5 separate regions of the Homo sapiens genome follow, and regions 1, 3, 4 and 5 are each linked to region 2. Evidence: chromatin loops called from intact Hi-C (ENCODE). Cell type or tissue: heart right ventricle. All regions are shown on one strand. Region 1 has its middle 110 kb from the start of COL5A2. Region 2 overlaps GULP1 (GULP PTB domain containing engulfment adaptor 1). Region 3 overlaps COL5A2 (collagen type V alpha 2 chain). Region 4 holds the start of MIR1245A (microRNA 1245a). Region 5 holds the start of LOC105373791 (a long non-coding RNA gene).

Evidence for each region. A loop is a pair of places that touch in the nucleus more often than their neighbours do. Peaks named below come from ENCODE experiments on the same cell type or tissue, not always from the same donor. Only the 100,000 strongest peaks of a DNase experiment are listed, where the experiment ranks them.
Region 1: it touches region 2 in a loop (6-fold over the local background); 20 of 110 quality-filtered maps call a loop at or near these places.
Region 3: a loop joins it to region 2, with 4 times the contacts of the local background. A loop is called at or near these places in 19 of 110 quality-filtered maps.
Region 4: a loop joins it to region 2, with 7 times the contacts of the local background. A loop is called at or near these places in 76 of 110 quality-filtered maps.
Region 5: a loop joins it to region 2, with 9 times the contacts of the local background. A loop is called at or near these places in 77 of 110 quality-filtered maps.

The regions. Positions count from the first base shown.
Region 1 is chr2:189,285,932-189,290,931 of GRCh38, forward strand. It overlaps a transcript of COL5A2 not described here. Among named protein-coding and RNA genes, the nearest start is that of COL5A2, 110 kb to the left of the region's middle. In heart right ventricle, a CTCF peak has its summit at 2,161 (motif pointing left); no DNase peak of the experiment used is centred here; H3K27ac peaks cover 1,440 bases.
Region 2 is chr2:188,522,704-188,527,703 of GRCh38, forward strand. It overlaps GULP1 (GULP PTB domain containing engulfment adaptor 1), which reads left to right. Exons shown (of 12, transcript NM_016315.4): 5 at 53-124. Among named protein-coding and RNA genes, the nearest start is that of MIR561, 230 kb to the left of the region's middle. In heart right ventricle, CTCF peaks have their summits at 1,995 (motif pointing right) and 2,201; no DNase peak of the experiment used is centred here; H3K4me3 peaks cover 341 bases; H3K27ac peaks cover 1,764 bases.
Region 3 is chr2:189,091,412-189,096,411 of GRCh38, forward strand. COL5A2 (collagen type V alpha 2 chain) reads right to left here. Exons shown (of 54, transcript NM_000393.5): 7 at 899-1,009. Among named protein-coding and RNA genes, the nearest start is that of MIR3129, 39 kb to the right of the region's middle. In heart right ventricle, a CTCF peak has its summit at 3,042 (motif pointing right); a DNase peak (open chromatin) is centred at 1,750; H3K27ac peaks cover 1,556 bases.
Region 4 is chr2:188,974,655-188,979,654 of GRCh38, forward strand. The region is part of intron 1 of COL3A1 (collagen type III alpha 1 chain); the gene reads left to right. It overlaps MIR1245A (microRNA 1245a), which reads left to right and starts at 3,438; the gene lies at 3,438-3,507. It overlaps MIR1245B (microRNA 1245b), which reads right to left and starts at 3,507; the gene lies at 3,439-3,507. All of the region lies in intron 1 of LOC105373791 (a long non-coding RNA gene), which reads right to left. In heart right ventricle, CTCF peaks have their summits at 2,227 (motif pointing left) and 3,816; a DNase peak (open chromatin) is centred at 1,187; H3K4me3 peaks cover 5,000 bases; H3K27ac peaks cover 5,000 bases.
Region 5 is chr2:188,981,283-188,986,282 of GRCh38, forward strand. It overlaps COL3A1 (collagen type III alpha 1 chain), which reads left to right. Exons shown (of 51, transcript NM_000090.4): 2 at 3,478-3,680; 3 at 3,915-3,965; 4 at 4,383-4,496. LOC105373791 (a long non-coding RNA gene) reads right to left here and starts at 3,537. Exons shown (of 3, transcript XR_007087614.1): 1 at 3,429-3,537. In heart right ventricle, CTCF peaks have their summits at 2,329 (motif pointing right) and 3,110; no DNase peak of the experiment used is centred here; H3K4me3 peaks cover 1,835 bases; H3K27ac peaks cover 3,832 bases.

The DNA.
Region 1 (5,000 bases), 760 kb after region 2:
CAATAAGCACATTTTGGATCAATATCATAATATCACATTTGACAAATGTCTCTGACACTACCTTATTCCACCAAGCAGCTATTATCTAATTATACTTTGAAATTAAGTGCCTGGATTCTCTGGGTGGCCTAAGGGTACCTCTAGAAAAGCTCATACGTGGTTGAAAAAAAAAAAAGACTGAAGACAAGAGAGTACTAAATTGACATAGGCAGGTCAGATTGCACAGTTTGGCATCACATTTAAGAAATTATAGTCAAGTGGCTTTTAGTTGCATCCTAACTGTCCATTTTCAGGTGGTACTTTTGCCAAACACCAGATCACTAGGGCTGTATTAAAAAGTTCAAATAGCACACTCAAATTTGAAACTATAGATATTTTTTTCTAGTTTTTCAGCTGGCACACATGAAAAGCACTTTTGAGCACCAAAAGAAGATGAAGAAATAACTTACAGTGAATGGAAAATGTTAGGAAAGCAAGGGCTAGACAATTCTATGAGTCACTACTAAGATAGCTAAAGGGATGGGGATTCCAGTCCACTCATTAAAGTGTGGGTTGAAGTATTGCTTTATTTTTCAAGAATTTCCATGGGAGGTACTCGGAGGGAAAAACGGGAGGTGGTCAGACTTGAGTACAGACAGAAAAGGCCTATCTTAAGAGTAGTGAGATACAGGCATAAGTGGAAGACATGCCACAGCACAGAAGAGACTTACAGTCTTCAATGGTTTTAAGAGACTTTATGGCACTATTTCAAAAGTGAATTAAATCCTTAAAAGAATTCTTCTAAATGAGCAAAATGTAGTTTTTAAATTATTTTAATTTACTTCCCAATTCATAAATACAATATGGAATTAGTTTTGTCTGTGATTTTAAAATCTTAGAATGTCTATTTTTAACAGCAGAGAAAAATATTCTAACATAGGAAATAATTTTAGATTCATAAGTTCCTTTGTAGGAAGAAATTTTTACCTATTATTCTTTCAAAAATCAGAAGCAAAATGTCAGAAGCAAAAAAAACTTAAGAATGAACATCTACTTTGTGGATGTTAATTTAGAGTAATATCATAGTATCTATTACCTATCTCCTGGGAAAGATATGGTTTATACTTTTGAGACAACCTGCCCAAATTTAAGAAGTATCAGTTGCATCCCTGAGAAGCCATGGAATGCAGTAGTTAAGAACACAGAACAAATATTGGTTCTGTCACATAGTAGCTTAAAATCTCAGAGTTCCATATAAAAATTAAAAAAAAAATAGTACCAAATTGAGAGTTATTTTTGACTGAAGTAAAATAGCATCTGTGAAGTACTTGGCACATAATCAATGGTAGTTATCATTAAAGGTATAAAATTTTTTTACAAAAATTTTTTTACAAAAAGCCTAATGAATGACAGAATAAAAAATGTTATTTGCTTTCCAATTTTGTTACTGACCACTGAGATATGGGCATGGAAGTGGCACAAGCACAATGGACACAGGATCAGCGACTTGGAAGGTGGGGAGGTTGGGGAAAGATGAATGATGTATGAGTGAAAAAGCCCCTTCTCTATTCAGTTCAACAAATATTTGATGAGCTCCCACTATAATCCCAGTCATCTCAAAAGATGTCTATCACTTCCTTTAAGAGGCTACTCCTGATGGTGAGATAAGACTTGTACCCATGGAACAAGGAAATATATGATGAGGTACTAAAATTAGTAGTAGTATAAAGGATTATGCAGTGACTACTTACTAACAAACCATGTTAAATTACAAGATTTAGAGCAATACACATATAAAACCAGCTGCAAAAATCATTGCAATTACTCTCCTTAAGATAATCTAAAAATGTTATATTCTACTAGTCTGCCTAGAAAAGATATAAAATCCTGACTTCTTTTTGTTACTTTATTTTAGACATCTAGTTTTTTAAATTAAGCAGAAAATCCACTTTGGTTTTATCTATCTGAATGTTAAATGTAATATTTATCTCTTAATGTCTCACACATTTCAAAAACTTATGGTTATATTTCACCCTTTATGTGCCCAAACTATTCAAGGACTTCCAGAGTTGTGTATTACATACAAGCAAAAAACAAAGAGCAACAGCACTGGAGAATTCAACAGATGACAAGAACAGCTACACTAAAAAAAAGATCAGAAAAGAAAGTATGCCACCTGCTGTTTATGGAATGAAAAGAGGTCCCACAGTAAGTATCTGAATACATGAGTCAAAGCCAGAAAAAAAAGACGTTTGGGCTTCTCTCTGCTTTCCTAGATCCTGATTTCAGCATGTTATAACAAGTTTATAACCATGCATATGTTAACTAAAGTTATTGCAAACAAGTCTAGTCTTTGTCTTTCTCCTGCACATTATAAAGGTATTAGGGGTTTTTTCTATCTACTTGTGTTGACCTCATTTGACTTGTTAAGTCCTTGAAAGTAAAGAATGATGTATTTTCTTAACTATGATTGTATAGCTTTAAAAAGCACTACAAGCAGTATCAGGCAGTCAGTAATGTGATGACTATGAATAATCATACATCAACAAACTGTATAGCCTAGAAGAAATAAATTCCTAGACACATACAACCTACCAAGACTGAATAATAAAGAAGCAGAAAATCCAAACAGATGAATAATGAGTAAAGAGATTAAACCAGTAATGAAAAGTTTTCCATGAAAGAAAAGCCTAGAGCCTCGTGGCTTCACTGCTTTTACCAAACGTTTAAGAACAAATACCTATCCTTCTCAATTTCTCTAAAAAAAACTGGACAAAAAAGAATACTTCAAAATGCAATTTATGAGGCCAGCGTTATCCTGATACCAAAGCCAGACAAAGACACTAAAAGAAAAGAAAATTACAGGCCAGTATCCCTGTAAAAATTCAAAATCCTCAACAAAATGCTAACAAACACATTCCACAGCATGTTAAAGGGATCATTCACCGTGACCAACAGGAATTTATCTATGGGATCCAAGGATGTTCAAAAAATGAAGATCAATAAATGTGATACGCCACATTAACATAATGAATGACTAAAATCATATGTTCATCTCAATTGCTGCAGAAAAAGCATTTGACAAAATTCAATATCCATTTCGCTGAAAGTTTCAACAAATTAGGTATAAAAGAAATGTACCTCGACATGGCTGGGCACGGTGGCTCACACCTGTAATCCCAGCACTTTGGGAGGCTGAGGTGGGCAGATCACCTGAGGTCAGGAGTTCGAAACCAGCCTGGCCAACATGGTGAAACCCTGTCTCTACTAAAAATACAAAAATTAGCTGGGCGTGGTGGCGTACACCTGTAATCCCAGCTACTCAGGAGGCTGAGGCAGAGAATCGCCTGAACCTGGGAGGCGGAGGTTGCAGTGAGCAAAGATTGTGCCACTGCACTCCAGCCTGGGCACCCGATCAAGACTCTATCTAAAAAAAAAGAAAAAAGAAAAAAAGAAAAGAAAAGAAATGTACCTCAGGACAGTAAAAATCATATATGACAGGCTCACTTCTAACATCATACTCAATTGTGAAAAGATGAAAGCTTTTTCTCCAAGATCAGGAACACGACAAGGATGCCCACTCTTACCATTTCTATTCAACATAGTACTAAAAGTTCTAGCAAGAGCATTAGTCAAGAAAAAAATGATAAAGCCATTCAAATTGGAAAGAGAGAAGTTAAATCATTCCTGTTTGCAGAAAACATGATCTTATATATTTTTTAAAAATCTAGACTCCACGGAGAAAGCTGCTAGAATAAACAAATTCAGTAAAGTTGCAAAATACAAAATAAACATAAACATATTAGTAGTATTTCCGAACACCTAGGTTTGTAAACCTAGTATTTCTGATTGATTTTATTCAATCAATCCAGCCTCATTTATATTAGCTACCAAAGTAATAAAATACTTAGAAATAAACTTAACCAAGGAGGTGAAAGACCTGAACAGAAATATTTTGTGTTCATGGATTGTAAGAATTACAATGTCCATGCTACCCAAAGTGATCTACAGATTCAACGCAATCCCTATCAAAAGTTCAATGACATTTTTCAAAGACATTTCTAGAAATCCTAAAATTCATAAGGAAGCACAAAAGACCTCGAAAAGCCAAAGCAATCTTGAGCAAAAAGAATGAAATTGGAGGCATCACACTACCTGACTTCAAAATATACTACAAAGCTATACTAATCAAAACAGCATGGTACTGGCATAAACACAGCCACATAAACCAAAGGAACAGAATAGAGATTCCAGAAATAAATCCATGCACTTATAGTCAATTGATTTTCAACAAAGGTGCCAAGAACACACAATGAGAACATCTAGGTTTGTGTAAGCACACGCTATGATGTTTGAACAACGACAAAATCACCTAAAAATGTATTTCTTAGAAAATGTCTCCATCCTTAAGCAACATATGACTGTACAACATTTAAAATCCAGCAATGAATAATTTGACAAAGAAGTCTGAAAAGGAATTTTCTGAAAGGAAACCAAGAGTGTAGTGTCATGGCAGCCAAAGGAGCATTTGCTGAGATGGAGAATGCCCAGTAATGTAGAATGCTGCTGAGTAGTCAAATACGTTGAAGACGTAAATTATACATTGGGTTTTGTGACTTAGAGATAAATAGAGCAAGAGTTATTTGAGGTAGAATTGTTAGCAAAATAACCAGATTAGAGTGAATCAAGGGGTGAATTTGCCATGAAAAAGAGAGATAACACATGTACACAACTTTTTCAAGTTTACCTGATGGAGGATTTACTGAAGGGAGAAGTAAGATAGAAATATTGGAGGATTTTTGTTAATACACACACACACACACACACACACACACACACACACACATTATTATATACAGGGAAAGGAAACCTCAAATACATTTTAGAAGGAGGTATGTTAGACATAACAAATATGTGAATGGTACAATATCTCAAGACAAGGGAAAATATCTCTGCTTGTAAGAAAGGAGACCTTGATGAATTAAGAAGGCTATCAGAAATTTAAAAATTCTGAAAGAATG
Region 2 (5,000 bases):
CAATGATATATGATATGGTAAAAGCCTGTGTCTCACAAATGACCATTTTCAGTTTCTTGGCAGTACAGAAGTGGAACAGCCAAAAGGAACAGAAGTTGTGAGAGATGCTGTAAGGAAACTAAAGGTAGGGAAAGGCCTTCAAATAAATTACAAGTGTATTGACTCTGTCATGTTTTCAGCAGATTGATGGAGATCAAAGCATGAACAGCTTTGCTGCAGGTATAGCTTCACCCTATTAAAAATGAACTATTGAACAAATGTAATCATATCAAGGAAACATTTTTAATAACAAACATGTACACAAAATTGTGTTTAAAATATGGCATACTGTTCACATTTTTCTAAGGTATAATGTGTCATATTAAAAATAATATTTTATGGCAGTGTGTCTTGAATATTTGTTTTGTAGCTTGCCTTTACTTTGCTTGGATAATGTGAACCTATGTCCCAAATCAAAAGCTAGTAATGGCATAACAACTGTCTTTAAAAGCTAAGATATAATATCCACCAGTTAAAAATGTGGAGTCAGAGTTGATTCCAGCCAGAATTTTGCAGTGACACTGTATGTTAAAGATTTCCTAATCTACAGGTCCAACAGGATCTGGCAATGTCCGTAAGTAGCCATGGGGAAACTGGTGAGACTAAGAGAGGAGAGAAGGACATTTAATAAGCAACCCCACATATCCTAGTCAACAAGTTTCCTGAGAAAATCTTACATAAGATGCTACACACCATGTTTTTCTAATTGTTCCGCATCTCGAAGGACATTGTTGTCACTGAGCTTTTGAAATTTACAAAACTCCTTCAACAGAATTCTCAGCTTTATCATATAAGAAAATACACATTATCACTACTTTTTTTTTTTACACAGTTAAATGTTATTCTCTATAGTTGCTCTCGTATTTTTGGAGAAACAACCCTTCTCTAACTTTATTTGGTTTAGGGACCATCCGGTTATTCTAAAGGAGGGTTAGACCTCTGAGTGTGCCAGGCAAAGTCAGAGACATTAAATGGTATTACTTTGCTTTGAGAATATCATATCTGGTGGAATCCACTCTGTGTTTAAATTGAGAAATAATTGAATTGGCATGACTTCTATTCTGGGTAAAGAAATAAAGGTCAATAATATTTTATCCATCTTATTTTATATGAGAATATTTTACTAATCGTTTTAAGTAAATATGCTAAAATCTCCGAAGATAATATCACTCCCATTTGGGAAAAAAGTGGATTAGCCAACTATTTATTTCCACCATTCATTAGGTAATAATTCAGATTTGCCTTTTATTGGCCACTAGTTTTAATCATTCCAAAAGAGGATTTAAAAGGGCTCACAGTTTATGGACACATTAGAATAGGATTCTATTTAAATGCTTTTAAAATGTTGAGGATTCTGGGCATGAATCCAACTTCACTACAATCAGAATGTTTTATGAAAGAACAATGTTATTTACACATAGTATTTCTTTATGCCTAGGAGGTTGTTTATTCAGTCAACCCAAATCAAAAACCAAAAAAAATTCAATTGAATAATGAATAGATCAAATGTAAAGATATATTTGAAATCAAATGCTTTCTAAACAATGACGAGTTTACATATATTTTGCAGGATTTTGTATGTATTTCTATGGAGTTTCATGTTTAGAAATGTACTCTGTTAATAAAAGAATGTGACCTACAATAAGGTAAAAAATTAGGTAGTATAGTTTAAAAATGCACACTTATTTTATAGTAGCTGTTTTTTCTCAAATGTCTTCCAAAAGGGAGTGTATTTAATAAGCAATTTTACTGTGCTGATTGCAAACATTTTGTATATCAGGAAAGTATATCTAAGGGTAATGATTCATACACTAATGATAATGAATAAAACAATGCTTTTTATCTATTTTTATATATATATATTTTTTTTTTGCTTTTTTTGTGTGTCAAGGGTCAGAAGCTACAATTCAAAGTATACTAAGAATATTTTTTAAATGTCAAGCCTGGCGCTACTGGCTCGCAATGGCCAGTAGGTGGTGGTGTGGCTCTACTAAAAAAAAAGAGAAAAAAGAACCTTGCTCTTTGATCATACTTACACATCTCCATTTTAATTTCCTGCTTATTTTTCTTTAACATATGAATTCTGACTACTTTTAAAAAAATCTATATAATTCAGTATGTGAATTTATTTGCCATGTAAGGTAACATTTTATTTATATTTACTCCTTTTTCAGCAATATTAATGTAATGGCTTCTGATATTAAAAAAGAATTTAAAATTTAAGAATAAAAGCTGATGGAAAAATTAAAGAATTCTCAACAATGAATTTTTCATGCTTCTGTGTTTAATGATGCCTGCTTAGTTTTCAAAAAAATTTAAAACTGACTTTTTTACACTCTTTCTATCATTTTTTAGAGAATTTACAGTTTATAAATTTTTCCTTTATAAATATAATTATTTTTATAAGTATTAACCTTTTAAGGTTCAGATACTATATTTATCAAAACATGTTCTTTATTTCCTAATCATGTTCAGCAGTTTCTATTTCTTAATCATGTTTTAGCTGGGCTTGGTGGCACACACCTGTAATCCCAGCTACTTGGGAGGCTGAGGCAGGAGAATCACTTGAACCTGGGAAGCAGGGGTTGCAGTGAGCCGCGATCGCGCCATTGCACTCCAGCCTGGGCAACAAGAGGGAAACTTCATCTCAAAAAACAAAAAAACAAAAACAACAACAAATAAAACAAATTTTCTAAAATGTAGTAATTTTAAACCCTTTCAACTTCTATGTATTGAATAGCATTGTTATTGGAACGAATTTTATTTTTAATAGTGATTTATATATATTTTATTAATACAACTAGTACAGATGTTGGGGGCTGAATGTATTTCATACACAATTTGTGATGTTTACATGTAAGTAAGTATTGATATATAGATTAAAAGCTTATCAATTTCCCTGGGAGATACCCAGTGGGCAGCATTCCTGGAACCCAGTTTTAGACTGAAGATCCCCTCACTGCAGTACAACTAAATTAAAGTTACACGAAATTACTGCAAGAAAATGTAGCCGTTGGGAATTGCTGTCAAGTCTTGTGAAGTCTCAGCCTAGTAGATTTTCCATTTGAACTCACTCTTTCTGTGTTGTATAACACTATTTTGTCTTCACAATCAGTTACCTAATTAATAAAACATTTAGAGCTTAATTTAATTATATATAAACATCGCTCATTTCCCGCAGGATTATTAGAAATACTTTAAATTAAAAATATAAACATGAGAACCCCAGAGAAGAATAGCTTCAAATAATAGGCCCGAAGTAGTAAATTAATTTTATTGCCTAACACTCTATATTCCATTAGTAGTTTACTTAATTTCACTTTTTAAAAAGTCCTCTGAGAAATGGATAGAAATTATATAATAAGATTGAAACTCAGTTGTGCTCCCTTTAAATTTTCTTTAACAGTTCTATTTATCAGTAGTATATATTTAACCAAATACTTTATTTCAAGTACTACTCCATCCTTCCCCATCATTTTATGATGACAAAGGCTTGGTTATATTTGTTTGTTGCATCCAGTCATTCTCCAAAATGCTTATGCATCACTTCCTTTGAATACTTTTTATTGGATTATTATATTCAGGGTTTAATGGCAGATCACTGTATCCATCTAGATCTACCAAGAAATAAATCCACTGAAGCAAAAATTGAAAGAAATTTACAAAAAAAGACTCTTCAAGCATTAACATTAAAGTAGTAAATAGGGAGAAAATAGAATATAATGTTATGTAGATTGATCAACATATCTTCCTAAGATTAATTAGAAATATTAGGAAGGCAAGAGGTCTGTAAGTAGGAAAAGGGACTTAGAGGGGAGCATGCAAACTATAGAATACAGTTAGCTTAAGTTTTAGGAAAAAAAAGAAAGGCAGGAAGGAGAATATTAAACTGAATAAAATATAGATTGAATGAATATAACCTTAGGCATGAGAGTTGTGTAACATATGTTCAAAAATCAAGGCCAATAACCAGTGTAAACCTTGATATGCATGAAGGTAGAACTGGGAATTTTCTTTTCTAAATGCAGAAAATATATTGTATAAAAGAAAAAATTATTTGGTGAATATCTGCAAAACTAATTACTAGGCCTAATTCCTAAAAACCCACTTTATGACCATGGTACATAGCTTATCTGGGACTTACTGTTCTTATCTTTGAAATAAGAAGCTTAGATTGCATGAACCTGAAGCTGTTTTGAGCACAATTAATTCATCCTGTTATGAAGAAGAGAGAAAAGTTTCAGAAAACCTAGATTAGAGATGTTGTGCTTATTTTTATTTTTCTTTATCTCATTCTGTCCTTCTTCCCTCTCTTCCTTTCTTCCTCCCCACTCCCTTCTTACCTCTCCACTTTGTTTTTCTACCTCAGCCCCTACTTCCTTCCTTTCTTTAATTCTTCCATTCTTTCTTCCCTTCTCAATAGATAAGTTTAATAATAGTGGTTGTTTTGTTGTAGATGTTTCAGGGGGAAAAAATTTAAAAGGTTGCACAGTTCTTGTCAGAGGTCACAGGAATGCTTGAGTCTGGATGTGGAAGGGGCTTCAGAAGTCATGCTCAGTCTGTTCCTGGAAAACAGCAGCACCTAGGAAACCAGCTGAGAATGCTTCTGCAGCTGATAATGAGAGTTGCTTTATCCAGACGCATTCACATAGGGGGAGAGCAGCTGACTTATTTTGTAAGCCTTCCTATATGAAAACCTTCAAATTGCTTAATTATGCTGATATAAGGAGATTATGAAGGGAAAATAAACAAAATTAATTCATATTATTTGGGAGAGAGCTGGGATAATTTTTAAAGATCTACACTCAAGCAAAATAAATTTATTAAAGGCAAAAAAGAAAATTATCTGGCACGAATTAGTTGTATCGTGCAGCAGTAAGACTGCTGGATACAAAAAATAGCAACCTAAGTTCGTAGAGCAAGACAGACAGCAAGCTGAAAAATTATACCACCCAAAATGG
Region 3 (5,000 bases), 570 kb after region 2:
TTTTTTAAATTACCATAGCAATTCCAGGCTTCAGCAATACCACCCTTATTAGTCAGCAACTATCAGCATCAAAGCAAAACACCCTATCAGCAAAAAGATTATGGCTTGCTGAAAGGTCAGATGATTATTAGCAATTTTTAACAATAAGGTATTTTTAATAAAGAAATATACCTTGTTTTTTAGACATAATGCTATTACACACTTTATAACAGACTATATTGTGGAAAAACATAAGTTTATATGCACTGGGAAACAAAAAAAAATTCACATAACTCACTTTACTGCAGTATTTCACTTTATTGAGGTGGTTTGGAACTGAACCCACAATATCTCCATGGTTTGCCTGTACTTATAAATCCCCTATGTCTGACATTAACAATTCAAAGAAGTCGGTATTGAAAGGCTTTTTGTTTGACTTTACTTCAAGTAAAAAAACTAAAATTGAAGAAATAATTAGGTGTCATTTTTAGTGTCAACTCAATGGCCTTCTCATATCCCTCATCATGGATGTGTCATCCTCTCTTGTGGAGGATACGGAGCAGATTTTTTTGGCATTCTGAGCCTAGAGAATAGGACAGATAAATCTCTCATTTCATTTAAAGAGGGGGAAAGCAGTGGTTCTTTAGAATCAATAGAAAAAACAAAGCACATAGAGTCTAGAGCTGACATTGAGAAATACAAACAATTTGAAGCAGTACTTTAGAAAATACTTCTTCCAATTTTTCCAACAATTCCCTGTGGGTTTATTAGTTCTACTGTCCATAGCAGTGTTGACCTTATTTAACTGCTCTTACAGTCAAGTGTCAATATCTGAACAGACACAATTTAAAATCCTAACAATATATCAATAATTTAAAACATGACCTGTACGTGACATCAAACAATGCACACAACTCACCCTGCTCAAGCCATCGGGTCCTGGGTGGGACGGATGTCCAGGAGGTCCTGGAGCACCAGGTTGACCAGGAACACCTGGTTCTCCATCAATTCCCTGAGGTCCACGAGGGCCCTGGAAAACAAGCCAGTTAAAATTAGAACCCACTGCCAAATATACACTTAGTAGAAAGCTAAAGGCACAGACTTCTTAATGGCAAGGGAGTGTTTATTATTTTAAAAATACATGGCAATCTAGCCACTTAGAGTAATTTCATCAGCCATGTCACTACTGATTTCAGCATAGGTCTGAACTTCTACCATTCGGATGTGGTCTGGGTAAGAATTTTATGTGGTGTGTTAAATACCCAGAAATCAGCATTCTTAGAATAATTATTTTTAAAATTTTCAGTTCAACAGTATTCTAAAGTGAACTTCCTTATTTGATTGAGTTTTTGCCGTGCAAGGGTATTTGATCAACAATTATAAATTCACTTGTCTGTCACTGAAATTACAGTGGATTGTCATTGGATTACAGTTAACTATGTATACGTCTGCTTAACTTCTCCCTTCCCCCCAAAATTCAAGAATCCCTTGATTGGAGTTTGTAGAGATTTTCTGTCTAATTGTTTAATGCTTTGCATAGTTCCTGGTACATACTAGACACTCAATACATGCATATTATATTGTTACCTTTCAGTCCTCTTTAATACTTTAAAGCCTGGCACACTTTATTTTACTTCCCACCCCCAGAGGAAGACTAGACCATTGAGAAATTAGAGGCAAAGGCACTGTGACCCAGCCAAGTCTAAGTTCTCAGAGAAGTGAGCAATGATTTCTAGCTGCCAAATTCCACCCTTCTCCTAACCCACATTCTGAAGGCAGCTTGGGGAACAGCCACGTCCTCAGTTCTGGAAATGCTCCGTCCTCTAACCTCATCATTCCCACAAGGCTAGTTAAGTATTTTCTGGCTCCTTAACCCTAAAGAATCTTGAAAGGCTTCAAAAAGAAAGGACCAAAAAGTCATCAGGCAATATGCTTTTTATAATTATAAGCAGGGATCAAGGGAAATATGGTAAATGAAGTTTAATAGTTAAAAAAAGAACTCCCATGCTTAAACATGAGAATACCTATGGGACCACAGTAAGCAATTCAAATAGGAGCTGATAGTGCAGAGGGAGCAAACACAGGACAAGCTCAGGTGGTGGAGGTGGCAGTTTGTATATGATGGTTTTGGGGAGGGTGGCATCATAGCTATTCAGAAATTTAATTATTTTAATATATTTAAACATTTATATAGACATATTTACTTCTTGCAGTAGTGGGACAAACAAGCAAATTTATCTATTAAATAGAAGTAGAATACTTAGCCTGAAAAACTTATATTTAAAAATGATATCTTAGAAAATTATTCTCAGTTTTTAAAAATCAAAACTTTTCTGACTCCTAAACTACTAACAATTTACTTCACACTTCATTATACACAACAGAGGCTGATTTCAATTGTTCTCTAGGACTCCTGGATCATATGAATGAGAGTAACATGAACTGGATATGTATATGACAGCACAGACAAAATAATAGTCTGGTTTATTCATACAGCCTTGTGTAGAAAACTCTGATTCTGTTCTTGCAATGCTCAGTTGCTAATTAATAACCAGATATTATTACATACAAAAAGTGAACTAATGCATAATCTCTGCTCCCAATGAGAGTTCCAAAGAGACATACACAAAACTATATTTATTGTCAACAGGAGTGGAGATAAGTTTGAGAAATATTCATTAGTCCTCCAAAGAGATTGTGACTTTCTCCATTCTTCTGTAATTAACACTTCGTATTTCAAAGTCTGATCCTAAGATTGTTTTCATTGACTTCAGATTCATTATATGTCTCCACGGAATGCCCTCTAAATAGCTTATGAAATTTACTGTTGCACAGATTAAGATTAAAATTAATAAAAACGTCTATAAAAATTATCTAAAATTAAGTGAACACAAGAATGTTTACCGGTAAATATCAAAAGCAAATTAGAATTTGGGAGCTCATTAAAAGTATCTATTTTTATATCTCCAAGTGAGCTGAATTACATAATTCTTATATTAAGGTAAATGTTACATTTATTATCATTCCCTTCCATTTCCAAGATACTCAAATACCTCCGCAGTAATCTACAATAAAAAAGTACTTTGAGGTTGCCACTAGGTGGCGATGTTTAAACATCCACAAGTAGAAAAGACGAATGACCGGGAACTGTTAAAGAACTTCATTTCTCTCGTTTCTCTCTCTCTCTCTTTCTCTCTGACACACACACACACACACACACACACACACACACACACACACACACACACACACACACATAAATGTTATAGATGTTAAGATCTAGTATATTTCCCATTTTACAGATCAAGAAACATACCAATAGTGGTTAAGTGTCATGTGCAACTAGAACTTAGCACATCATTGACGGTCCATCTCCTGACAGTTTGCTAGCTTGTCACTATGAAGTTATCTGAACAATACACTTAAAACTGAGGACGTGTGATGAGAGACAGTCATGAAAATCATTGGCTAATCCTGAAGGTCTTGTAGGAGTATCTCATACTGAACTACTGACATACTAGTTCTCAGTCCAGAGCTATTTTGCCTGGATTTGGCAATGTCAAGAAACATTTTTAACTGTCACAATTGTATGGGGGATGGCAGTTTCAACTGGCATCTAGTGGGTAGATACCAGGAATGCCGCAAAACTTCCTACAATGCATATGGAATTATTTGGCCTAACATATCAATAGTGTTAACAGTGAGAAACCATGCTGTACATTGTGAGCCTTCCGTACTGTTTGATGGTAATATAATGGTGGGGGTGGGGGAATGCTATTTATGATATTGTGACAGCCATAATTTTAGTCCAGCTAAGCAGCTCCCAGAAGGCTTGAGACATGAGGCAAAACATTCTACCTATGGGCATTCTGTTACATCATGCCCATCATTTCATATACATCATTTCATGCAAAGCTATACATCATTTCATATCTTGAAATCGGTGTAGGCAGGCATTAAAAGATTTGTTAAACACTTACCATCACACCAGTTCTTTGCTAGGATTAAGAGAGGAACAGATTTCCTACTTGGATATCTGCCAGGGTTGTCTCACTTGATTCCTCCTAAAAATCTACCCCCCTTTCTCCCTCTCTCTCTCTCGCTCTTTCATACACACACACACAAACACACACACACAACACGCACACACTTATACCCAATTCACATTGATTGTCTCAGGCCTAACCAAGACAGGAAATTGACCACATCACAAAGTCAAATAGGGAAAATAAGTGAGAAGGGTTGGGGAGTAGATTCTTTGGATCTTAACCAGGAACTCTGGAAGTCTGGTCCTACAACAACTTCTACCTAGACTTAGGACCCAATGTTATCAATTACTTACAGTGTACAAATACACCAATGCAAAATCTTTTTTTTTTTTTCTGTCACGACCACCCATCCTCCACCCAACTGATGTTATTTTCTACCTATTTCTGTCTTTCTAGATCTAGGAGAGACATCTGGAGACCTACAGCAGTGTTTAAGCTACCAACACTAGTGAGAAAACTCAATACAACCACAGTGAAGAATGGGGCATATAATAATCTGGACACACCCCAAGATATGGCCAATCTCTTGGGGCACTGCTTTGCACCTACATGCCTGCAAGTAACATCCATAGTGCAGCCCCGTTTAAGAAAAAGTACTGACATCACACTATATATGAGGTGAAATGAGTAGAAGGATAATGTAGTAACAAGAATGAAACTAGTGGCAAGAGTTCCTAGGCATATGATCTAAAATATATTTTATCCTCATTTATATATTCAAACTTGTCTGCTGTTTGCTTATCTTCTAATCCTCCCATTTAAATATGGATAAATATATATTTAAAAGGATAAAAATCTACTGAGAGTTTTAATAGATACATTAGAGAAAAAATTAAACAGTACAAACAAAATTTTCTAATTGAAACATGGGATAATGGGAGCAATATACAAATGAATACAGTTATTTAGTATATGAAAGACATTAGATTTTAGAAGTGATACATAAGAAAAAACGTTGTAGGGAGGCCGAGG
Region 4 (5,000 bases), 450 kb after region 2:
GCCTGATTCAAGATAATTTCCTCTATAAGCTCCAGATTGTGAAACGTTGAACTGACCATGGCTGTGCTTTTTACATTACTTGAAAAATAATCGCGTTATGTGTGTTTTTAAGAGTTCTGTGGTTAAGATAAGATGTTCTTGTACTAACTTGTTTTCATGTTAAAGGCACTGGAAACTTTTAAAAATGGCTTTAAAATTTTTCCCTCCTGGATTGTTAACATCTTGGAATACTTCCCCAGGCAGTCTGGAAGTTATTGGTCTCTTGCAATAATTTTATGTTCCTCTTTGTCTGCTGGATTCTTTGTAAGGTTAGAATATTGAGCATTGTTTTCTGAATAAGAATGCCTTTCAAATATCATGGATTAAGAACAGTCTAAAGGAAGATTCTACGCATTATCAGAATCATTGAATATATTTCTGTAAAATGGCTACAAGATACCTATAAACATTCTTCAAAGGGATCAAACTGCTAAAATATTTTATTATTCCTGTTTTTATTTTGTTTCAAGAATGATTGATTAATTCATCTTTTCTAGTAGCTTGATATTAAGGGACTAATATTTTCCACATATTCTACGTTTTAACCACATTCGCATTAATGAAGAAAATATTTTTTAAAATGTTTCAACAGGAGGTTTGACTTTGCTGCAAACAAGGTAAAGATACTAGTACTGTTTGACTTCAGAAAGCTGTTTTGCTATATTTTCTAATAATTGCATGTAATGTTTTTCATATTCTAATTTCCCCTAAAAACACATTTGTCTCATTATTTATGTGAAAATATTCTTTTATTTACCATAGTCATGAAAATGCTGAACAAATTGGAATACAAACTTCCATAGAAATAAATATTTAAGTGCTAAATGTAAAGATAGCTAGGAGAAATTATTAGACAATTTTTATTGCACATAACTAAACATGGTTACATTTAAACATATAGATTTTGCAAAGGACACTGCATGAAAATTTGGTTTTTGTTTGTAATATCAAATGTATTTGTTGTCCTCATAGCTAATACATGTAAATGTGTGTATGAGGGGAGGGGTAGATATACAATGAAATGTCTTCAGTTATATTCAGCCCATGGACACAAAAGAAAAGAAACACCCATTTTCCTTGTTCCCTTAATTTCCTCTCCTCCTTACCCCTCCTCTCCTTCGCTTTGCCCTCCTCCTTATCTCTCTCCACCCCTTTTGGCTCCTTTAGACTTCTCTTCACTCATCACCCCACCCCTTCCTAGGCAAGCCCATATCTACTCCTCTCTCCTCCTCTGTCTTCCCTGCCTGTTACTCCCTCCCTACTCCCCATGTGGCCTCCTTATGCCTCCATTTCTTTTTTTTAGTTCTCTCTCTCCTTGCCTCCTCACCCTTTCTTTCCCCTGAACTCTCAATCCTTCTTCCTTTCTCATTCCTCTCCCCTTTTCCTCCCTATCCTGCTCTTCCCAGGAGATGCTACAACTCACAGTCCTTTTTTAGGATACCAAATGACTACTATCCCCCACCAACCATTTATTGAAAAGACTACAAACTTAGGGGTTTTAGCTCAAAAAATTGCAACATATTTGTAGTTGCCTCGTGGTTGCAAGCTTTTTATAAGCACTGTGGCTATTTTTCTTCCCAATCCAACTTTAGTGGGGGGGTGTTTGCCACTTACAGTACCTTGACATCACATTAAGTTCTGTTTATTTCCCTCTTTCTCTTTAGATGCAAAAAATAATCAATAAGTATAAAATTTTGCTGATATGTGTTTGTGTGTTCTTAAGCTCAAAAAGAGTTGAAAGAGAACTGTTCAGCCTATTTTTTTTGTCATGAGTAAAAGTAAAGTTGAAGTGACTTAAGACAGTACATCTTATGTTCCCTGTGGGTTTTACAAGGAAATTCTGCTATTAGATAAGCTTTGGAAAAGTTACAGGAGGTATCTGAATATACAGCACACTGAGAGCTGTCATAAAGTTCTGGGGTGGGGTTTCTTATATATGCCCTCATAACTTCAGAGACGGCACAGCTCTAATGAACACTCACTTCTAGTTCACTCACAGGCATTTTCTGGATACAAACAAGTCCTCAAAAAGAATTTTGGTCGTCTTACAAATTTGTGAACATTGTATTTAATTCATGTGTTTTAATCCACCAATGGAGAAACATAGTCTGTTTTATATTTCCTGTAGATTATAAACATGCCAAGTTTTAAGTACAAAGATGCGTCACCTAGTGGCTGACAAGCCAGGTTACCATTTACATAACGAATGCCAATATTAATGTTATGTAGCTGGCTTTGGTAGTTTATAATGAGCTTTAAAAAATTCATATGCGTGAATTTTAAATGTTAACACTGCTCTCCTAAGGAAATTAGTATGTTACGGATAAATATTGCAAACACATATACTGACACGAAAACACAATGGTAACAATATTCAGAGTCTTTTTGGAAATTAGCTTAAATGTTACGGCCACTTAAAAATTCTACATATGACTATTGTTTAAATACATTTTTCATGTCTCTGATGTAGTCCTTATTTGACATAAGTATTTTATTCACTGCTTAATTGTTAGATAGATTATAGACAGCTGTTACTAAGTAATACTGCTCCATTAGGGCAGAAACAGAAACTTTATTTTAATTAAATGTGTACTAATGTTTGAGTTTCTATATTTTGCTACAGTGATAATTCCAGTAAAATAAACTGTAGGCCTCTAGTTGTTTTAGAATTTTAAAACTGTAAATGGACTCAGAGAATCAGTTTCTTATTAGACGTCATGAGAGTATATTTTTTTCATTATGCTTTAAGAGGGAATTTGTAACTTGCTCAGGTAACATTCAAGTTTTCTGGTTTGTGTTTGTCCCTACAATTAAACACACTGAACTAACAGGAAAAGGTTACATACATTTAGGAACAATTGCACTTTTAAAGGGAGAGAATGCATAGTTGCTCACATATCTCAGTGTCAGTCACCTAACATGGATCAGTGCTTTATTTGAGATTACAAAACTAGAAAATGACGGAGTCAAGGCTAGGACCAATATTCTGTTCAGTCTTAGATAATTATAGAATACACATTAAAATCAGATATTTGAATTTTCTTAATTTTGTAACTATTTGTCATTGAAAGGAGATACTAAAAAAATTATATATCGTCCTAGAAAGTACATGAACTAATAATGCATTTCTAAAGGTGAAAAAAGAATAGGTATTTTTCTGTTTAATATTCAATTTTATAGAGAGTAGTACGTTAATTTTTTTAAACCCCAGAAGCTCAGGATCTTATCATTTTAAAAGAAATTATCACCAGTTCTGTGTGAGTAAATAAAGTATTATAACACTTTGTGTTTTTCATCCATGATACCTTGTATTTACTTACCTGAGCTTTTTTTCTAGGGAAAGAAAAATGCTCAGGTAATAACAGAGCCTTGAAAAATTTGGATTTTCAAAACTACCTATTTATGTATAGGCCTTTAGATCATCTGATGTTGAATACTCTTTAAGTGATCTAAAGGCCTACATATAAAAAGGTATTTTTATTAAATTCTGGAATTAAACATTTCAGCATTACAAGAAAAGAAAGCAAATCCACTGGAACAATTCTGGGAAAGAAGGAAAGACTGTGATTAAATGCCTCTTAACTACTTCAGATTCCTGGATTGATGTCTTATCTACAGGCTTCTTTTTAAAAATCAAGAATGATTGGCTGTGAGTTTACCAGGATTATAGTTGAGGCTAAAGGACAGCTCCTCAGGAAAGCCCCTGTTCTACATCTACGGTCACATGCTGGACCTTGAGTTGTCACTCAGAGAAAAGAGTGCCATCTACCGAAACTCCACAGTTTCCATTGTGAATGGCTTCTTTGGTGCAGAGTTCCAAAAATTATGTAGCCCAGCTCTTTAATTTTGTAACATCTAATGATATCACCGCCTTGAAGTGATTAAAGTAGATTGCTTAAAGAATTAAAGCTTTAAAGATGAAAGATGTTATTGCTTTTGCTGGACATGAGGAACAGTTGTAAAGTTTCCAGGTCTACAATAACTTTCTGGAACCCTCTCAGTGAACTGTTTCTTGTAAAAGTTTTCCCTAAGATAAAAGCTCAATCCCATTGTTTCCACACTCAAAAAAAAAAAAAAAAAAAAGATCATATAGTGTAAAAAAAAACTCTCCAGACTTTTCAAAGGGGAAACTTTGCCTGTTTCATGTCAAGATGACAACGGAAAAAATGAGATAGCTATTCTTACATAAATCATTTGTGAACTGCAGTTGGGGGAGTTACATTAACCACCAGAGTTTCAGTCTGTGTCTAATGAAAACACAGCAGAAGTGGATTCCTTTCAGATTAACTAATAAAACCCTTGTTTTTTTCCATGACTGAGGTCAAGCACTGCTGTTTAAAATGTAGTCTTAATGAACAAAATGAAACGTTGAAAGAGGACGAGTCAAAATGCCCAAAAGATGTAAACATCAAAGAGAAAAGATCCAGAAATTATTAAAAGTTAAACTTCCCTTGAATTCTAGTATTAAGAAAGTACTGCTTCAGTAAAATGGCATATATTTTTCTGAAACTGTTTTTCTATAGTATTTTGTGTGGAGGATGACAGAGACTGCATTTCTCAAGTAAATTAAAATCACAGAAATACTCTTTGGAGTTGCATAGCATGTTCACAACGTTCCAGTTTCATTCAGTGAAAACTTCTGATGAACTTAGATGTATATTAACATGAATCATTTAGTAACTATATTTTCTGAAAAACAGTGTGTTAATGAGACATCTTAAACATATTTTTGCATTGGATGCAGAAGTCTTTTCTGTCTGGTACTATTGTTGTTAGAACCCTACTTTTTTGTATATAGCAAAATGTATGCAGGGTTTCTGAGTCACACATTTATTCTGTTGGTGGTCTGGATGTCATCAGGGTAGCTTTAGAGATATAACCCTTCTTCATAAGGTCAAGAGAAAATAAACAGGAGAATTTAACTCCAGATGGCATCTTCCTGTTTTGAGGCCAGATAGAAA
Region 5 (5,000 bases), 460 kb after region 2:
TGTTAGCTTCAATATGTTTTATATTATAGATCCCAGCAAGGAGATGATTGAGTTTAATACATTGCTTGTGTGATCACAAGTAAATTTCTTTCAGAATTGTACTTCGTAGTAAGGAACAGAAACACCAAATGACATGGGAGATGGAATTTAAAATTAATTATAAATTGGAACAGAGAGATTTAGTTTAAACAACTAAAATAATGGAAATAATTGGAAAGTCCATTACTTTTCAATAGTAGAATGAAATTATTTGCCTTTTATTTAATATTTTTGGAAAAAATTAACTTATTTTTTTAACCGAAGCTACTCTGAATGCAGATATCTAAGAAATGAAGAGAATAATATGAGATGACTTACTTCTAAATCCCATTTTCTATTCTATTTCTAAATGTTGCAAATGGCTAACTAGAGCATTTTTATTCCTCTAGAAACAAAACATTCTTTTCCTTGACTTTGCCATGATTTTCGCACATATTACTAGGTATTAAATGAAGGTCCATGAAACATCAATCTAAGAGCTTTAACTTTCAGTAGAATATATTGCTAACTATATTTTGTCATGCATGGAATAATAAAGGAAGCTATACAAAACTATTTTTTTCAGCAAAGGTAACTAAGGTAGAAAAACAGAGAAAGGGCTAATTTTCAGCCACAAGTTTTTACAGGAACTGACTTCTCAGGAGAGCCAAATTTATTTCAAGTGGATGTGAAATAAGTTATGGCAATAAATAAAGTTGCATTAATTCTTATTTTTTAAACATTCCAACTCTCTTTTTTTTACTTAAAACAATATGACTTTCTAAAGTAAAACAAAACATACATGCACCATGTTGACTGTCATGTGCAGGTGAGAAGAGAAAAATATTTTAAGAATATGATAATTTTTAAAATTGCACTAAAATAATCTTTATATTGAGGCCTCCGTGTTTTAAAAAGTACTATAATATGTTTCTAATAAAATTTAGAAACAATAAGCTAAATAACAACGTTAATACTTATAACATTGCATTTGACCCAATTTTAACAAACTCATTTACAATTTTAATAAGTCAATATTGTGCTCATTTATTTAATAATTAGCAGAACAAATGGAAAGTACTGTATTTCTAATGATGTGAGGACACCCTTAATGAGACATAAACATAGGAGGATGAATACACAGGAGGGAAAAGTATTTATGTTAATTTCTAGGCAGATCAAGAACATATAGAAGATACTTAAAATAGGAAATGTTTGAGCCTAGCTTTAACTATTATCTTCATTTGTCTTTAATATGCCTTTAGTATTCAATGGCTGTTTTTCATAATCCACGTGCTGTATTAAGTGTGAAAAGATATGCCTGATCCAGAGGCAATGAGCTAAAAGAATCATCTGTACAATCTAACAATGCTTTTGAGGATGGATCTGGAGGGCTTAAAATACACATTATTAATGGGAAAATCTTGGGCTGAAACTAATCTGTAGGAATATTTCATATAAAGTTGATTTGGAGAAAATTTTTAAGTGGTTCATTTTGAGAAAAGGAACCAATGTAATTACAGTGTTCCATGTAATTTTACTGCACAATCTTCCAAACCCAAATTTTCGGACCTTTTCTGCAGACTGGTGAACTTAGTACTTAAATATGAAACGCCAGTTCTGTCTAGAGAACAAAATGAGTTTAATGCATAGACTCACCTGTTATTACTCTTCACACCAATGTGTAAATGACTGTTTGCTCTTCTATTAAATATATTTTCCGTAACACCATTCAAATAGGCCTACTTCATTTCCACTGAGATAAGCATTTTGGTATTCAGCTTTTATATTCACTAAGAATTAAGAAATGCTGTTTTAAAAGCTTAGGAAATGTATATAGAAAATATATCCCATGTTCTCATATATGTGTTTCAGACATAGGGGAGGAATTAGAATAAATTTTCTAAATAAACAAATTATTTGCCTACTTAAAATTGCAATTAAAAAATGAAGCTTTCCTTCGTTAGCTGTAAACTACATTGAGAAATTGTAACATAAAAAAGAATGGATTTTTAAAACTTCTTGAGTAGATCAAGTGTCTTGTACAATATCATTAAATTTGTATCAGAACACATAAATGGAAATGAGGTGGGGAAGCAATTGCAGTACTTTCTAGAGTCTAGGTTTTGAAATTCTTTTTGGTGAACATTTACTAAATCAGCTAAACATTTCAACTCATTTAAACACAAACCTAAATTATTATTACCCTAGACAGAGAGATGATATAGCAACGGGACCTCGAAAAGGTGATCTTTTGTGGCTGCATGTAGTGCCCAGATGGAAAAATCTTAGGACCACTAAAAGGCCTCTTGACCACTAGGCGGCAAAAACTAATTTTGAACTACTTGCCTACTCGGTAGCAGGCCTCTTTCAATAGACATTTTAAATATCTTGGCTTTGAGAAAATAAAAATTTCACCATCTCACAAAAATATAAATTACTGAACAGTACATCATTTGTTGTTTGCAAAAATTTTTGCAGATGCTTAGAAACTTATTATTTATTTACTCAATTACTGGCAAACTATCATACTAATTGTCAAGAACTAAAGTTGTATTTAACCACAATACACAGCTAATGCCTTAAGAATTGAGACCAGGTTTTGTTTTGGCAATTCCTAAGCTGATTCATAGTTAATAGCTGCTGAAATTTCAGTACCTTGTATATAATTATGAAGCAAGTCTAAAATTTTGGTTGAAGCAATTTTTTTTACCATTTTAAGCCACAAATACAGATGGTTATGATTCATATTTTCCCTATTATTTTTACTTATTCCTTGCCAATGTTTATTTTAAAAACATCTTTTTCTTTTCTTTTTGGTGATTTGGAAATGTCTTTACATCCATATGGGATATACAATATATTATGTCATATCATGTTGAGCTACTAATGCCAAATAGAGCTAACAGTGACATTCAATACACATAATAAGTTCTGTTAAAACTTTCCCAGGAAAATCTGGTAGAGTTTTATGCTGCCAAGATTAGCTCAGTTTTCCCCTGAATTTCTCAACTAGGTTGATAAAATCCAGAAAGTCTTCAGAGTTAGTGACAAAATCATCTCTTTAGTTTAATGCTCCCATCTGCTGTTAAGGCAAAGAATAGCAATTGGGTAGAAGAGCTTATTTTCAATGTTCCTTTAATAAATAAATGTTTAAATGCTTGTGTGATATACATTGATGTTAATTCTTACTATAAATGAAATTAAAATATCTGCTGGTCTTAAGGAAAATTGACTATGGTGTGCCAATTTTATGTTAACAAGCAGATATGATATTTTAATTAATTTCTTGCTACTTAGCAAATTACATAGGGCAAGTATAATTTTCTAATGAAAGGAAGAAATTATTTGTTTCAAACCTTTTCAACTTTGGCTATTGTTAATAGTCCTAACAGAGTAACAAAAATCACCTTTCAGCAAAACCTAAGGAAACTTCACGTCATCTAACTTGTTTTTCAGCTGTTGAAGGAGGATGTTCCCATCTTGGTCAGTCCTATGCGGATAGAGATGTCTGGAAGCCAGAACCATGCCAAATATGTGTCTGTGACTCAGGATCCGTTCTCTGCGATGACATAATATGTGACGATCAAGAATTAGACTGCCCCAACCCAGAAATTCCATTTGGAGAATGTTGTGCAGTTTGCCCACAGCCTCCAACTGCTGTGAGTTTAAAGATAAACTGTACATCTTCAATATTCATATTTAGACACATGAATAGCTCCTATATCATAGGAGCCTAAAAGGGAATGAAAGTCATGTTCATCAAATAGCCATGTTTGTATTACGAGTAAAAAGTGACCGTTTCAATTTAAAGATAAGGATTGGTTAGAATCTGGGTTACTAAATAATATGCAAATTCTGTGTCTTGTTTAACTTGTTTCTTTTCCATTTATTAGCCTACTCGCCCTCCTAATGGTCAAGGACCTCAAGGCCCCAAGGGAGATCCAGTAAGTAAACATTCTTCAGTAGAATAAAATTAATACTAATGATAATTCTAGTAAGAGTTTGCTTTTTCTAGATTTGAGCTTTCATCATACATTCTCTTCATTACCACATATTTGAATAATGGCACCAAACAACAGACTGAGAATCCATAATTGTACGTGTAAAGATTTCAATTTCCCAAACTTCATATTATGTCTTCACCCCCATGATCAGTTTAAAGAAAATGTGTAGGTCAATATACAAAGGAATACATTATACTTAAATTATTCACAAGATTTTGATTAAAAAGTATGTGTTATAAAGAAAATATATTACTTATATTGTTTCCTAATATTATAAAGTAGAGAAACAACAATCTGATAATGATTGTGAATCACCAGGATTTTTCACTATTTAATTTATTTTTATCTCTTTTTTAGGGCCCTCCTGGTATTCCTGGGAGAAATGGTGACCCTGGTATTCCAGGACAACCAGGGTCCCCTGGTTCTCCTGGCCCCCCTGGAATCTGTGAATCATGCCCTACTGGTCCTCAGGTATAACAATTACGGTACTTAAAAAATTCCCTCATAAAACTATCTAGTTCATCTTCTTTCTTTACTCGATATTACGTCTCACTATTATGAGTTCTTTGTATCTGTTCTCTGATTCAGTGTATTTAATAAATCCTTATTTAGTGCTTCTATGTATTAGGCACTATTCTAAGTACTTTATAAGTATTCATTTTTCCTCATAATGCTAATGTCATTGCTACTATATCCTTGGAAAATTTGCTAATTTCTCAGCAGATATATAGCATACACATTATGTTTAAGAAGTGAACTATGAACTTAACAAAAAAAATTAACCTAAATAATTTAGTTAGTACTGTATCCATACTTTATTCTCCTACTAATACCAATGTCAAAGCCTCTAAAAGTTTAGACAAAAAGAAGTTGAAGAACTGTTAGTATTCCTATTGAACAGGATTATTTCTGCCTATGAAACTGCTCTTGCTAATACTTCAGAGCACACCTTGCTTCTCCTGAAGCATGGCAGCC